Regions from separate parts of the Homo sapiens genome. Here region 1 is linked to region 2. Evidence: chromatin contacts called from ENCODE Hi-C or POLR2A ChIA-PET data. All regions are on one chromosome and are shown on one strand. Each heading gives the region's core, a stretch centred on a gene start or an enhancer-like site at or near the end of the contact. The rest is flanking DNA. Distances are from core to core; before and after follow the strand shown. Region 1 overlaps CACNA1C (calcium voltage-gated channel subunit alpha1 C). Region 2 overlaps CACNA1C (calcium voltage-gated channel subunit alpha1 C).

What was found. Hi-C counts contacts between places; a loop is a spot of excess contacts on that map. ChIA-PET counts read pairs that join two places held with the same protein, here RNA polymerase II (POLR2A). Pooled maps may share reads with other maps.
Region 1: a loop to region 2 is called in a map of IMR-90, with 3 times the contacts of the local background. The contact joins two enhancer-like sites. A Hi-C loop is called at or near these places in 3 of 168 maps with a recorded cell type or tissue (IMR-90, OCI-LY7 and heart right ventricle), 2 of 37 single-sample maps with no recorded cell type and 7 of 50 pooled maps. POLR2A ChIA-PET finds 5 or more read pairs at or near these places in 8 of 52 experiments (A673, AG04449, AG04450 and 5 more).

Annotation. Positions count from the first base shown.
Region 1 is chr12:2,282,169-2,287,039 of GRCh38, forward strand. All of the region lies in intron 3 of CACNA1C (calcium voltage-gated channel subunit alpha1 C), which reads left to right. All of the region lies in intron 1 of CACNA1C-IT3 (CACNA1C intronic transcript 3), which reads left to right. Among named protein-coding and RNA genes, the nearest start is that of CACNA1C-IT3, 15 kb to the left of the region's middle. Within about 2 kb of position 2,788, at least 19 of the 41 ENCODE cell types and tissues checked have a DNase peak (open chromatin) inside an H3K27ac peak, as active enhancers do; they include IMR-90 and heart right ventricle, where a contact is called at or near this core.
Region 2 is chr12:2,245,803-2,250,744 of GRCh38, forward strand. All of the region lies in intron 3 of CACNA1C (calcium voltage-gated channel subunit alpha1 C), which reads left to right. Among named protein-coding and RNA genes, the nearest start is that of CACNA1C-IT3, 22 kb to the right of the region's middle. Within about 2 kb of position 3,194, at least 7 of the 41 ENCODE cell types and tissues checked have a DNase peak (open chromatin) inside an H3K27ac peak, as active enhancers do; they include IMR-90 and heart right ventricle, where a contact is called at or near this core.

The DNA of each region.
Region 1 (4,871 bases), core at 1,538-4,037, 36 kb after region 2:
GCCAAACTACCGATTGGAGATTCTGGAGGGAGGGAACACAGGGGGTGACATTCCTGGAATTTGGGGGACTTCGCAGGACTTGACATTTTAGAGGCTGGATTAGGGTACATCCAATTTCTCCTGCTTCCTCCCTCTTCTTCTTTCCTATCCCCAAAGTAAGGAGAGTCCTGTGAGCCCAAAGGCACTAGACAGCCCTAGCACACTCTTGGCAGACAGGGCTGAACGCCCGGATTTCCCTCTCAATAGGGAAGACTTAGGGAGCCTCTCACAGGAGTGAGACAGGAACAGCAGCTTTATGGAAACTGAGTTCCAAGTCAACACCCGGAAGAAAACTCAGGCTCCCCTGTAGGCCTGGAAAGCTTTGTCTGAGACAATGACCTTAGGAGGAGGTCACCAAAACCACTCCTTCCCTCACAGCTCATGGGATCAGAGTCAGCTGTGCCTGCTGAATGAGTGGTCAGGTACAGCGCACCCGCCTCCTGCCAGAGAAAAGGAGACCTGCAGTCTGGCTGCGGCAGGTCTCAGCAGAATCTTTAGCTTTCTTCAGGCTTGATCAGCCACCTCAAGACCTGTGCTCATTTAAAGAACAGAGAGTACATGTAAGTTAGGAATGTTCTCGACTTCAAGTAACAGGATACTTAAGGACTCTGAATTGGTTCAGCAGCTCAAGATGCCACTGAGAACCAAGGCTCTTTCTCTCTTTCCACTTCCTTATACTAAGTCTGTTGGCTTTTCATATTCAAGCTGATTTCCTTATGGTTGCAAGATGGTTGTCAATGGGGCTCCAGGCATCACACCCCCATTCAAGGCAGGTGGAACCAGGAAGGAGTGGAGCCAATAACACTCTGGCCCTTTTTTTTTTTTTTACATAAAACAGAGGCTTTCCCAGAAGTCCCTAGCATAGTACTTCTTGAATTTAATCTACACAAGGATCCCCTGGGAATCTTGTTAAAATATAGGTTTGGATGTAGTAGATCTTGGGTAGAGCCTGAAATTCCACATTTTGATCAAGCTGCCAGAGTGTGTCAGTGTGGCTGGAAACTGCATTTTGAGTAGCAAGGTGCAAGGCTACTTCTCCTTACTCTTAGTGACACAATCCAATTAACTAGCTACAACTGGCTGCAAGGGAGGCTGACAAAGTATCTTACCTTTTTCAGGGGAGACTTTGGGTAGCAAACCAATATCAGTCACAGAATTCTACTGAAAATGCAGGGTATGGAAGCATCTGAAGTCACAAGGTTGGGCTGGACAAATTAGAGCCTTCACCTCCATGAGGGAAGACCATGGACCCCTTACTCTATATCCACACTCAGCCTGCAGGGACAGGGCATTATTGCCACGAGCCAGTCTGTCCTGTATACTCACTGGATTAGGGATTCCACTTTCAGAATTTTATCACCTTAGCACCCAGCACAGTGCCCGGTACACAGCAGGTACCCAATACGTGTCTATTACACTGAAATGTTTATTGGCACATGGTCTAAAGACAGTGCCAGGGAATCCTGTGAAAATGCAGTGCTGATTCGGGAGATCCAGGATGGGGATCCAAGATGATGCATTTGGAACAAGCTCCCAGAGGATGCTGCCGTCTGGTCCGAATCCTGGGCCCCACTTTCAATAGAAAGGGCCTAGGACATGCAGAGTAAAGTCCTTCCTCCTGAGTTAGCAGCAGCTACTTGTGCTTCATTCATGCAGGCATGAAGCTGCTTGCAAGGATGTTAGCAGATATTAGATATGGCTGGTGGGGAGGAGTAAGGAGGGCCTTGGCTATGCCTTTTTCCAAGATCCGGGAGCTGGATGCTCAGAGATCTCATCCCTGGCTTCCTTGTCCACTGAAAACAAAACAGCAGTATACCCGGGTGAGGAGAGAGACCAGCCAAGCACGTCTTTCAACAACTCTTAACTTGCTTGGCTCCAGCCACGAAACAGGAACCCGCCATCCCCCTAGCTCGTCCCTGGCCCTCAGGAAGTGCTGAGGCTCTGCCGGGCTGCATGAGTGAGGGGCCGATGTCTTTCAGATGTTGGGGCTTCAGCGGGGGAGTGGGGTAAGCTGGGGAGAGGGAGCATTTTTTTGTGAATATTTTACCCACGGAAAAAGCTGAATTCTCTAGAACAGACCTCTAGATTTTTTTTTTTTTTTTTGGTAGTGGGAAGTGAGTTACTGGAATTTCTTCTGAATTCGAAGCCAAACAAAGTTTCTTGCGGTTTTAGTTACACAAGCGGCTGCTGCCAAGATGGAATGAATGAGAAGAGCCACTGAAAGGAAGAGACAGTGAGGGGCTGGGGGAGGAGGGTGCAGAACAGGACCCAGGCGCAGCACAGAACAGCCCTCCAGGCGGGCATACTGCCCGCTTCTATGCTGTCAACTCTTTAGGGAGAGAGCTCACTGTTCTGTCTGCCTCCCAGGATCAGAATTAAAAAGAAAAAAGGTCTGTGAAAGTGAGGCATACACTGGCAGACACGCACACATGTAAATGATTATCATTGCTTTGTAATTTACCATAATTCCGGCCTGTGCACTCTATGGGGTCCTGCTTTGTTCAGTTTCCTGACTGAGTGGCAGTTGGACGAGACACTTCTGCCCCTAAGCTGCAGGCAGGCGGCTCTCATTTCAGCCTTGTTCCAGTGTGAGTCTGCAGGGAAGGGATGCCCGCTGCTCCAAGGGGAAGCAAGGATAATTAACTTCTACCAGTGATCCCCAAACTTCATTTTCCTTAGAGCCTGAAGCCTCCTCCTTGTTACCTTCCTGGTAGCCACAGAATGGGCCAGGGCCATGTGTCTCCTTTCATTTCTCCAGCCTGCCCTCTGGTGGGCGATGCCCTTCAGTGAGCGGGGCCTGGGGTAGGGCCGTTCTGCAGATCCTGGGTTGGCTTCCAGTGGTGCCTGGCATCTCTCCTGCTCTCTGGGAGGAGGGACGGGCCGCTAAGTGCTGACGGCAGCCTGTCACTCACACCTTGCTCCCTCTGTAGAAACACTCTGTTTCTCTCCATTCCATCCCTGCGTGTTACCTAGCAGGAATTTCCTCTTCCTTGGGTCAAGCGGGTGGGAAGGGCTCATGATTGCTGACTGAACTCAACCCTTTACACTGGGCATTCAATGTCATCACATTGATAACTTGAAATGGGCAGTAGTGGGAACATTTACACCACAAAAACTGGCATATGCTACACCCAGAGCTTTCCTTCCCCCTCTCCTAAAAGCCAGTTGCTAAAACATTTAACAACATACCACTGGCTGGAACCACTTGTGAAGGTGACGTAGGGCTGCAGGGAGAGCCCAGGTAGTGGAGGAAATGGCAGCCTTCCTTCCTTGCCCATAGCCTGTGCCGGCTACAACTCAGGAGCTTTTGGAACTTAGGAGCTCTGTTCTTAAACTCTCCTTAAACACCTCCTCATCCCAGACGGGTTGACTTTCAATGAGAGGACTCTGCTGTGCCGCAGAGCTGGAATCACTCAAAGCAGAGTGATGGACGAGACTTACTTTCGACGTTCCTAGGCTCCCTTCCACCGTTCCCTGGTCTCCAAACCCCATGTTCTTATCTGACGGTATTTCTACTCTTTTTCTCAACCTGTTGCTAACGTGCTCATTCGAGAGAGGCTGGTGCGCACCTACCCAGCGGCTTTTTGGGCGGCAGTGGAAGGGAGTGTTTTATTAGGAATTTACGTTATATGTGCAAGGAATACCACATGGATGGTAAAGTTCAGCCGTTTTCCACTGAAGATAGGGATTCTTCAAACTGCACAGCTTTTCAGGCCATTTCGTTTAGGCGAGCCCTCATGTTATAGTCAGGGAGTTTGAGGCCCAGGGACATTTCCCAGGGGATGAACTCTAACTAAAAATGAAGGTCTCCTAGTCCTGTCGCCTGTTTTCTTCACTCAGCTGTTTAAAGGGATGTTGCCTCGTGTGAATTATGGATGACTGCCAGAGTTATTAGAATGAACAGAGTTACCAAGAGCTAAATACTCGTCATTTATACCTGGCCGGTTCTGTTTTCAGTTGTCCTTTTTCTTTGCAAAGAGCTTTGAAACAAGACTGGCCTGCTTGACCTTCCATTTAGAGTTAATGTCAAAGCTTGCTGAGGCCTGGGAAACAGGTTTGGTTGTTTGCATTAAAAGGGAGTAGGAAGCAAGAACCTTAATTATCCTAGGCTCTGGCCTATTTAATAAGGAATTTGAGAAGATGTCTTAGTGGCTAGTATTCCTAGAACATAATACTTGAAAGTGGAGCGAGCGGGTGAAAATATGCCTTAGGCAGGAAGCCAGATAGGAAGGGCCAGTGTCTACAGGCTCTGCACAGTAAGGACCCTGTGGGAAGATGTCACAGGTAACAGGGCCTGATGGCCCAGCACCCAGCTGCTTTGCAGTAGTTCTGGCTTCGGGGCTTCTCTGGGTGGCTGAAGAACAGGTCTGTGAGGTTCATTCGGGGGCTCTTGTTGATCAAGTGTGGATGGTGTGCCGGACACAGGGCTGGGGCTGCAGAGTGGAGGAGGCGCAGTCCCTCCCCCGAGAGCACTGTGGCCAGTGGAAGGAGACAAACAAGAAACAATGACAGGACCCAGGCTCAGGCTGTCATGAGCAGCCCTCCTCTGGAGAGTGGGAAATGTGCGTTGGGAACTCATGCTTACAACTTTTATGTTTTTTCTTACTGAGCAATGCTCATAACAGGAGAAAGGATTTCTTCACTGTCCCAAAAGAATGTGCCTCAGGACTGAAATTGGTAGTGGCCCTCCCTTACTCATGTGCCCCAAGCACATTGGAACGCCAGAGGAATTTTAAGCAGATTTTTATTCTTGTTTTCTGGAGGCAAAATCTAAAGTGAAGGGTGTGTGTGGAGAGGTCATGCAAGAAATTTGGAAGCTGTGTGCCTTGTCT
Region 2 (4,942 bases), core at 1,944-4,443:
TTTACTGCAGAAATACGTTGGCTTCTGGGGCCCTTCACCCTGCTGTGCTATTACATACAGTAGATATGCAAATGACTTTACCTGACACATTCTGAATTCTGAAATGCATTTGGCCCCAAGGGTTTCCAATAAGGGACCGTGGAGCTCTAGAAGGCCCTGCACACAGTGAGCACTACCTGCATGTTGTTGCTTAGTTGGAGTGAAACCTCAGTACCCTAACTTTGTGCGTGGTACACCCATGGTGGGATGGACATAGAACCAGGCCCCCTGTTCAGAGTCACCACAAAGCACCTGCCGTTAGGGTGGCAGGAGGAAGGGCAAGCAAACAGAGCAAGAGAAGATGGTGCCGGCAGCAAACAGCACAGGGCATGGCGTGGGGACAGTTAAGGTGAACAGTGCCCACAGTCAGTGCTGTGGCAGGACAACTGCAGTGGGGCAGGCTCGGCAGAGCTGGGCAGGGGATGCAGATGCTGGAGACCTTGCTGCCCAGCAGATGAGAGTGGACCCAATTCTGTAGATCGGGGGCCGAGGCTGAATTCTGAGCAGGAAAGTAATCTGCTGAATAGGAGGCTGTAGTAAGGCCTTTTAGATGGTGGCTCCCGGAGTGAACAGGATCCTGAATCTCAGGCTTTCCTTATCCCACTGAGCCATGCCTCCCTGCCTGAAACGTGTTTCTGAGTAATAGCAGCTAACACTTACACAGTGCTTCCTGTGTAATAGGCACTCCTGTAACTGCTGGACCCATGACGACTCTGTGCAATTCATACCGTTGTTGTCCCCTTTGTATAGATGAGAAAACTGAGGCACACCGAGGGTAGGTCGTCAGGTCCCGTGAGTCGCGAGTGTGGGGGCTGTGGTGAGAACCCAGCCAGCATGGTGTGTGTGTGCTCTTAACTGCTACGCTCTGTCCTAACCTGTTCTTTTATAGGTCCCAGCAAGGAAGCTTTTCTCCTGGTCCACACCGCTGCCTGGGCATGGAGAAACCTGCTGGCACATTGGCCAAGGTTGGGGGTGAGGGGTGATGTCATGACCCATCCAAGAACTGTAATCTCCTGTCTTCAAGGAGGCCAGTTCCCTGGGCTGACGCTTCATGCATAGCGGCTGCATCCCTGTCTCCCCACTTCTCCATCCCCTTCCAGGCCGTTCTTCCCCCATGCACACACATGCCTACACATGCCTGCAATAACTCCCCGATAGGTAGAATTAAAATTTTGAAAAACTTAAGCTAAGACTATAAAGTAAGAAAGGCTAAATCAGCTTCCTTCCTTCTTCCCTTTGACTCCTGCAAATCTGTAGCTTCCTTCAATTCATTCTGGAATTTTTTTCCAGTTTTCACCCTGATTATCCTTTATTCTTGTCTTAAAAATAGGCAGGACATTTTCTTTGGGCAGCGGGGATGGCCTGTTATAACCTTGCTCTCTCTATATGGTCACAGTGCATTGCATGGAAGTTGGGAGCACCCTCGCCTTTTCCTGTGAGGTCACTCTTTGATTTCCTGCACCCTCTCTGCCCTGTCAATGCCGCAGGGTCTGTTTTTCCTATAAGTCTGATGCTCTCTTGTCCTTGAACTCCTTTTCCGGGTGGGTTTTAATTAGCTAAATTTGCATGTGACAAAATGAGATATAACCTTCGTGGGGAAATTCCTCACAGCTTTCTAGGCTGGGAGAAATCGACCATGCCATTTTGTGATGGAGTGTCCCAGTTTAACACGGCAATGTGACTGCAGACTTCATCCGCCTGGTGGGCACTTTGTCCCCATGGCTGAGTTTCAGGCTTCCTGACCTTCCTGGTGGGCAGCCACGGCGAAATCTAGACTTCCTGGTCCCTCCTCAGTTCCCTATGGACGATGGCAAGATTTTGCAAAGGGACAAAAGGAAACTTTTGCTGAAACCTTCTAGGTCTTTAATCACTTGTTCTTTTTCCTTCTAAAATTCTGGATTCTTGCCGAGCCTCTTTGTGCTTCCTCTTTTCATTCTCTGTCACCTCCACTTAGTCTCGTTCTCACCTGCTCCTTTCTCTTTATTCTCCAAGGGAGGGGAAGACAACTTGAATTTTAGGAACAAAGCAAGAAACAGTACATGGAAAGGAGAAAAGGTGCTGTGGCCACTGCAGAGGGGGGACAGGTGGCTGAGAACCTTTGTAAGCCAGAAAGAACTCTTCTCTCCCATTCTCAAATATAATTAGTTATTTCTAAAATTGAGCTGAATCGTGGGCATCTTTTTCCACTCAAACTTTTTTTAACTTAAAATTAAGTTCTATGTATATATGTGTGTGTGTGTTCATTGGAGAAACAGTAACACCACACACAACTTAGCTAACCTAGGAAGGTTTGGCTCAAATGTCCATTGCAAAGTAATTAAGAATCTCCTCTCCTATGCTGTGTTTACACTGTACATTCCCATAATGTCCACTTCCTGGCTGCTGGACTCTGCTCTATAAATATAACCAGTGAGCAGTGTCTCTTTCATGCTCAGCTCCTGACCAGTTAAGGGGAGGAGGAGATGAGTCCAGGAACCAGAGTTGGATGCTGGGAATCTCCGTGCTGTCCTTCCAGGGAACATTTCTCTGCACCGGGCCAAGGACCCACGGGATCATCCCTTTCCATTGTGAAGGAACCGAGGCCGCCTCACTGGGCTCCATTTTCCAGTATTTTTAGTTAGCAGCCTGCAAGTGAGTGTTCTGCCTGCAGTGCTGTAGAAACTGGCAGATGCTCTGTGTTGAGTGGTGTGCAGGACAGACAGGAGTCGGTGCTGGAGAGGCGATGGCTGCAACTGGGGCAGAGAAGTGAGCCTTCCTGTCTTCCTGGGGGTGATCATCCCCAAGGCAGTGCATCACGCTCCCGTGTTCAAAGCCGCAGTGGTATAAACTCTCGAAGAGAACAGTGTCTACCTTTACTCTGGAAAGAAGTAACCGAAAGACAGGAGCGGATGTTGCCTCCTGGCAAGAGGGCCTCACGGTGTGGAGGGGCAATGCCAACCTTGGCGGTGACGGACTTAGGTTCTATTATGGCTCTAATACTTGCTGACTCTGGGACCTTGAGCAAGTTATGGTAACCCTCAGCCTCTGTTTCTCCCTCTGTACAATGAGCATCACGATAGTCCTGTTCTCACAGAGCTGCTATGAAGGTTGCATCTGGGAAGCACCTGGCACCGTGCCTGGCGTAAAATAGGCCCTCAGGAAATGTTGGCTATTATTATGGCCATGCTTGACTGGCACCTCAGTTTGATGTAGTGGTTGTCACGTTTCATTTCTAGCGTTCTGAATAGGCTGTCAGTAGAGAGGTAAGGAGGTAAGGACTCTGGGGCCAGACTGCCTTTCTTCAAATCCCAAGCCTGCCACTTAACAGCTCTCTGACATTGAGCAAGTTAATTCATGTGACTGGGCCTCACTTTTCTCATCTGTAAAGTGAGTATGAAGTGACGTATACTTCACTGGGTCATGGTGAGGGGAAGTATGCAAAGCAGGAGTTGGTGAACTGGCGAACAGGCCACATCCGGCCTGCCATCTGCTTTTGTAAATAAAATGGTATCAGAACATAGCCACACGTATCCATTTATGTCTTGTCTGTGACTGTTTCTCTGCAGCAGCAGCAGAGATGAGTAATTGTGACAGAGACTGTCTGTCCTACAAATCCTAAAATAAAATCCTAAAATATTTACTACCTGACCCTTTACAGAAAAAGTTTGTTGCCCTCTGATTGTAAAAGGTTTAAACAGTGTGTGGCACAGAGCAGATGCCAGGTAAATGTTTGCTGTTATTCCTGCTGGTACTCCTCTGCAGTTCGTCACCCCCAACCCTCACATTAGCTCTGTGAAGTGGGCACACAGAGGTGATGATTGTTCCCTGTTTATTGCACCTGGGATTCAGGGGACTCACGTGACCTGTCCAAGGTGAGGCCAGGCCTAAAATCTAGTCTAGGGCTCACTCGGCCGGTGGCTCCGAATCAGTGACATCTGCCTTGCCTTCTCTCTTTTTTTTTTTTTTTTGAGATGGAGTCTCACTCTGTTGCCCAGGCTGGAGTGCAGTGGCGCGATCCTGGCTCATTGCAAGCGCCGCCTCCCAGGTTCACGCGATTCTCCTGCCTCAAGCTCCGCCTCCCGGGTTCACACCATTCTCCTGCCTCAGTCTCTCGAGTAGCTGAGACTACAGGCGCCCGCCACCACGCCTGGCTAATTTTTTGTATTTTCAGTGGAGACGGGGTTTCACCGTGTTAGCCAGGATGGTCTCGATCTCCTGACCTCGTGATCCACCTGCCTCGGCCTCCCAGAGTGCTGGGATTACAGGCGTGAGCCACTGCACCCGGCCTGCCTTGCCTTCTCTTTAGATTCCTCAAGGACAAGGATGCATCAGTCCATCTCCCTGAGGCATGGACAGTGCCTCACAGAGCCCACCCAGTCAGTATCTGCGGAGTTCATTTGTCTTCTGTGCTCCACCTGGCCAGCATCAGCACTGAGCACTCCAGGAAGAGACATTTCCAACCCTGGGCCGTTCACCTCCCAGCACCTGGAGTTGGGAGCACTCAGCTTATTAACAGGGCAGAAACTCCCAGGTTGCACGCACAGCACCGAATCCTGAAGGGCACAGGCCAAGACCCTCTCTCCATCCCGAGACCTTTAGTCAGGATTGTGGGTGTGGTTGATGACAGCTGATATCTGGGTAGCAATTTATGGTTCACTGAACACTTTTACATCCATGATCTCATTTGATCTTCATAGCAACTACTCAGGGGGACAAACTGGGTGATGGCCTACGCTGTAGCTGAAGTGGAGAGAGACTGGCACCTCCTCCAAGGCCATGCGTTAAATACCCACTGAGCCAATGGAGCCCTGGTCATCCATCTCTAATCCAGTGACCTCCCAACCCCAGCCGGCCCTCCTGACTTGATCATTGTGGTGATGCCAGTGCTGTAGCCTTGGGCACTCATTCCATTGTCTAATGACCC